2 separate regions of the Homo sapiens genome follow, and region 1 is linked to region 2. Evidence: chromatin loops called from intact Hi-C (ENCODE). Cell type or tissue: PC-9. All regions are shown on one strand. Region 1 holds the start of FBXL2 (F-box and leucine rich repeat protein 2). Region 2 overlaps FBXL2 (F-box and leucine rich repeat protein 2).

Region 1 (2,500 bases), 83 kb before region 2:
ACTTTAAAATTCTTTTTCTCTTTTTTGTAACTTTTTTTGTTGTTGTTTTTATTTTGTCATTTTTTTCTGCTTCTAACACACCAAAACTCACTCCTTCCTTCCTTCCTTCCTTCCTTCCCTCCCTCTCTATTTCTTTCTTTTTTTTTTTTTTTTTGAGACAGAGTCTCACTCTGTTGCCCAGGCTGGAGTGCAGTGGCACGATCTTGGCTCACTGCAAGCTTCACCTCCTGGGTTCACGCCATTCTCCTGGCTCAGCCTCCAAGTAGCTGGGACTACAGGCACCCGCCACCATGCCGGCTAATTTTTTGTATTTTTAGTAGAGACGGGGTTTCACCGTGTTAGCCAGGATAGTCTCAATCTCCTGACCCCTTGATCCATGGGCCTCGGCCTCCCAAAGTGCTGGGATTACAGGCGTGAGCCACCGCGCCCGGCCTTTCTCACTCTTTCTTTCTTTCGAGTCAGGGTCTTGCTATGTTGCCCAGGCTGGTCTCAAACTCCTGGCCTCAAGCAATCCTCCTGCTTCAGCCTCCCAAAGTGCTGGAACTACAAGTGTCCCATCGCACTGGGTCCTTCTTCATAGAGTTAATGGACTAGATTTCAGGATATCTAGAGTTCCCTTCAACCATATTAAAAACATTCAACAAATTGCCAGTTGATTTAATGAATTAGACAACATGCATAGAATGCTATTCCATTAAGTGGTATGCAAAGATAATAATTTTTTTTTTTTTTTTGAGACGGAGTCTTGCTCTGTCGCCCAGGCTGGAGTGCAGTGGTGTGATCTCAGCTCACTGCAAGCTCCACCTCCCGGGTTCACGCCATTCTCCTGCCTCAGCCTGCCGAGTAGCTGGGACTACAGGCGTCCCCCACCATGCCTGGCTAATTTTTTGTATTTTTAGTAGAGATGGGGTTTCATCGTGTTAGCCAGGATGGTCTTGATCTCCTGACCTCGTGATCCGCCCGCCTCGGCCTCCCAAAGTGCTGGGACTACAGGCGTGAGCCACTGCGCCTGGCCCCAAGATAATCATTTTTAATCTAAAAAAGTAGATTATAAAACAGTTACCTATGGTTTGCCACCATTTTTAAGAATACAGTATATTATAACAACTCATTGGAAGCTTGAAGCAGATAGAATGGAATCTGAGCAGTAGCTACTTCAGGTGCTGGGGTGAGTGTCGTTTTATCCTTTTAAATTCTTGTTATTGGTAATTTAAAATGTTTTCAATAATCATGCATTACCTGTATAACGTTTTTTTTAAAAAAAAAAAAATCCATGGTCTCTTTCAGCTGGGCAGTCTGCGGCTGGGTAATCTGTCAGGTGAGGGACATCAAGGTGATCAGACTGAGAGGATGGACCAGATACGAAGTGGGAGAGGCGAAGAGGCCCAGTTCCAGGGCCGGGGGCGAGGGGTGGGCGGTCCAAAGGGCACCGCCCCTGCGGGTCACGTGCTCGCCGACCACCAATGGCCGCCTCCGAGCCCACCTTGGGGACGGGGCGGGGCGCCTGGCTGGCGTCACCAGGACAACGGGCGTCGCCGGCGCCGTGTGACTTCGGGCTGTGGGCTCGCTCGCGGCTCTTCGGCCATGGTGAGTCTGGGACCCGCGTCTGCCTAGCTGCCCCGCCCTACCCCTACCGGGCTGGGTCCGCACGCCGCCGCCCGCTAGGGTCGGGCAGGCGGCGCAGGGGTCGTGGAGAGGCCGGGCCGCGGCCTGCGAGGCTGCTGGGCAGGGCAGGGCTGGGCGGGCCCGGGGAGGGGTAACCTGGGGGATTCAGAGCGCCCGCCTGCCGGGGGGCGACCGCGATGCAGCGTTCCCTGCCGCTGGAGTCGGGGTGACAGCCCGGACCCCCACCCAGTGGGCCGCCGGACGACGTGACGCTGTTTGGCCCGAGAGAGCCTGGGAAGCCACCCAAGGAGGGTGTGGTTAAAAAAAAAAATCTTGTATATGGATATCATATGTATTTATATTTACACTAAAGCAGTCTATATGCCTCCAGTTTTGTTTCTATGCAGTTATGTGTAACTAATATAAGACATATATCTTCCTTTCAAAATCAGCATTCTGATAGGTTTTTTAGCACGTGGAAATTAAAATTTTTGATTTTAGAGACCCCTCCCCTCCTTTCTAAAAAATAGAGGGCATTAAGCTGGAGGGTTTTTTTTTCTGAGTGCCGCACCCTCACTAAGGGATTTAATTAATTCATAATTAGTGCATTGTAAACGTCTTAAATCATTACCTTTGTTCAGTTAACTTCAGACGGCGTGGGCATAACACCTGGCCCCCTTTAAGCTCGTTTTAAAAACGTTGCTCGGTTTCACTCGGCGGAGGTGCTGGCTTGAACAGACAAGTTCAGAGAATTGCCAACCGAAGGCATAATTCTCCAGAGGCCTTCACGGGGTGTAAGAGAAGAGAGGAGCTAGACTCCTTGCTTGGGGACACACCCTTGGTATAGAATACTTGAGGAGGTATGGCGGTAGGTGTAGGTAATAGGGAAATACTT
Region 2 (2,500 bases):
TTCTAAGGTAATTTGTATTGTGTGTCCAAAATAGCTTCTGAACATGCAAACACTTAATATTTCACTGTAGTGATGTAAAGTTATAGTGCACTTGTATATTTCAGATTGAGGAATCTTGAAAAAACTTATGTATCCAGGTGGCGGATTAGAGTTTATCTTTCAAGTTATAATTATCCTGAAATGTTAACACCATCTCGTTTTTGTGTTTTTTTCCTCTCTCTGTAGAATATTTTCCTTCTTGGATATAGTAACTTTGTGCCGATGTGCACAGATTTCCAAGGTAGAGTATTCACCAGATTTTTTAATCAATAAATATCAAGTTTTATTAGAATGAGTTTTAGTTCAAATTACTGAAAATTAAAATTTTATTATCTTTTATACTTAATATAACATAATGGTATAATTTTGCATTTGATGATTAACTTAATATACATCAAAAATAGGAGTTTGGAAATAAAGGTTAATCAAGACTTTCTTTAATAGTCTCAATAAATGTGTTTCTTTCATCCCAATCCCTCTTCCTTTACCTCCCACCTTCCAGGCTTGGAACATCTTAGCCCTGGATGGAAGCAACTGGCAAAGAATAGATCTTTTTAACTTTCAAACAGATGTAGAGGTAAGTTAGCTTTGGTTTAGACAAAAAACTTTTTAAAAATATGAGTAGCTGTTCCCCCTTTCCTGACTTTTTATTTTACTGCATTTAGATCTAATATTAAAGTGCTGAGGTAGAACAGAAAGAAGAAAAACTGGAAGGGATTTGCATACATCAAAACAAAACCCTGCTTGCATTTTAAATTGTATCAGTAACAGATTTTTTTCCCTTGTTTATGTTTATAGTCTGAATTTTACTACTCAGCTTTTTAAAGCCACACACCTGCATCATTATCACCTGGTTCAGTGCTTTAACCTTAGGAGACTTGACAAATACTTATTGATCTAGAAAATCCACCGAGAATTCTAATTCAGCATCAAAAGTGGAGAAATGGCAGAAGCAGAAGCCCAAGAGTGAGGCTGGAGATCTAAAGTGTCACCCTAGCTTGGCCACTTAAGTCATATAATCTCTCAGTATTCTGTTTTATTATCTATAAAATAAAGTAATAATTAAGTCTTATACAATTATTATATACAGAATATATAAGATTCTGATATATTTATCTGTAAATATGTAAATATCTCCATTTAAGTGTGGTAAACCTGATGAAATGAGGAAAGTTTATGTTAAAACAACTTTGATATTCAATACTAAATTTCTAACCAAAAAGAAAGTTTAGGCAGGGAATAAAAAAAGAGCATTGTACTTAGGAATTGTCTGAAGTGCTGGTTTGAGGGTCTTGAGATTCTGAAGTTTATTTTCTACCTAATATAAAACCTAATTGATTTCCAGTTTAGCAAACTTACAGTAGTGGAAATGCATTTTAATTTAGTTACTCACATAGTATGTTTGCTATGTGTTTTTACCAAGATGTATATATTGGTTTTTTTTTGTTTGTTTTGGATAAGGAAATGAATGTGTTTAACAGTAGGATTGAGCTAAGCAATTTCCTGCTAGCTACTTAACCTGGCTTGACCTAGACAAACTAATGATCTAGGTCAGTTGTGGAGACTCTTCACCTCCTTCTCTAGGTTACTTACTGCCTGAGAGTCTCTGGTTCTCATCTTAAACCAGTGGAGCACAATACTTACAGTAAGTGGGGCAGAGCAGAAGATTTCCCTTTATTAAATAAAGGGGGAAACCCCTTATTTCTGTCATATTGTGGTGCTCTGCTCTTGGAAGGGGGCAGGGACCTCAAGGATTCACGCCCATCCTGGAAAGATAAGCTCTAGTTCCTGGCTTAACACTGTAGTTTCTGAATTAGGTGTTCTTTAGTGCTCTTTTGAGACTTAACAGCAGTGATTACAATAGTACTCCACCTAAACATGCCAGCATTCCATGCCAGTGAATATAATTGCCCTTCAAACTGATCATACCTAACTCTTTGTTCACTATGTTTACTTAGTGATGATGTGGAGGACATTTAATTTCTAAAAATTGTAGTCATTTCTACTGACCACAAAGTAGAGTTATTGTTTTGAAAAAATTGAGCAAAATACTTACTCTTTTTCTGTGGTTCTTCATGTCTCCTCAATTTTGATGACTTTTCCAACCATACAACTTTTTTGGAAAGCACATGAAGAACTTTTTTTTTTTTTTTTTTTTTTTTTTTTTTTGAGACAGAGTCTCGCTCTGTCACCCAGGCTGGAGTGCAGTGGCGTGGTCTCGGCTCACTGCAAACTCCACCTCCTGGGTTCATGCGATTCTCCTGCCTCAGCCTCCCATGTAGCTGGGACTACAGGCGCCTGCCACCACGCCCGGCTAATTTTTTTTTTTTTTTTTTTTGTATTTTTAGTAGAGACGGGGTTTCACCATGTTAGTCAGGATGGTCTCGATCTCCTGACATCGTGATCCGCCCGCCTCGGCCTCCCATGAACTTTTAAAGTCAGGCTGGGTGCAGTGGCCCAC

What was found. Hi-C counts contacts between places; a loop is a spot of excess contacts. Peaks named below come from ENCODE experiments on the same cell type or tissue, not always from the same donor. Only the 100,000 strongest peaks of a DNase experiment are listed, where the experiment ranks them.
Region 1: a loop joins it to region 2, with 8 times the contacts of the local background. A loop is called at or near these places in 9 of 110 quality-filtered maps.

What each region holds. Positions count from the first base shown.
Region 1 is chr3:33,275,929-33,278,428 of GRCh38, forward strand. It overlaps FBXL2 (F-box and leucine rich repeat protein 2), which reads left to right and starts at 1,514. Exons shown (of 15, transcript NM_012157.5): 1 at 1,514-1,587. The coding sequence starts at 1,585. LOC124909362 (a long non-coding RNA gene) reads right to left here and starts at 1,426. Exons shown (of 2, transcript XR_007095861.1): 1 at 1,240-1,426. RefSeq lists silencers at 1,335-1,404, 1,469-1,636, 1,605-1,784. In PC-9, no CTCF peak of the experiment used is centred here; a DNase peak (open chromatin) is centred at 1,503; H3K4me3 peaks cover 1,489 bases.
Region 2 is chr3:33,358,742-33,361,241 of GRCh38, forward strand. FBXL2 (F-box and leucine rich repeat protein 2) reads left to right here. Exons shown (of 15, transcript NM_012157.5): 3 at 226-280; 4 at 542-616. Among named protein-coding and RNA genes, the nearest start is that of UBP1, 80 kb to the right of the region's middle. In PC-9, no CTCF peak of the experiment used is centred here; DNase peaks (open chromatin) are centred at 1,530 and 1,950; H3K4me3 peaks cover 680 bases; H3K27ac peaks cover 1,691 bases.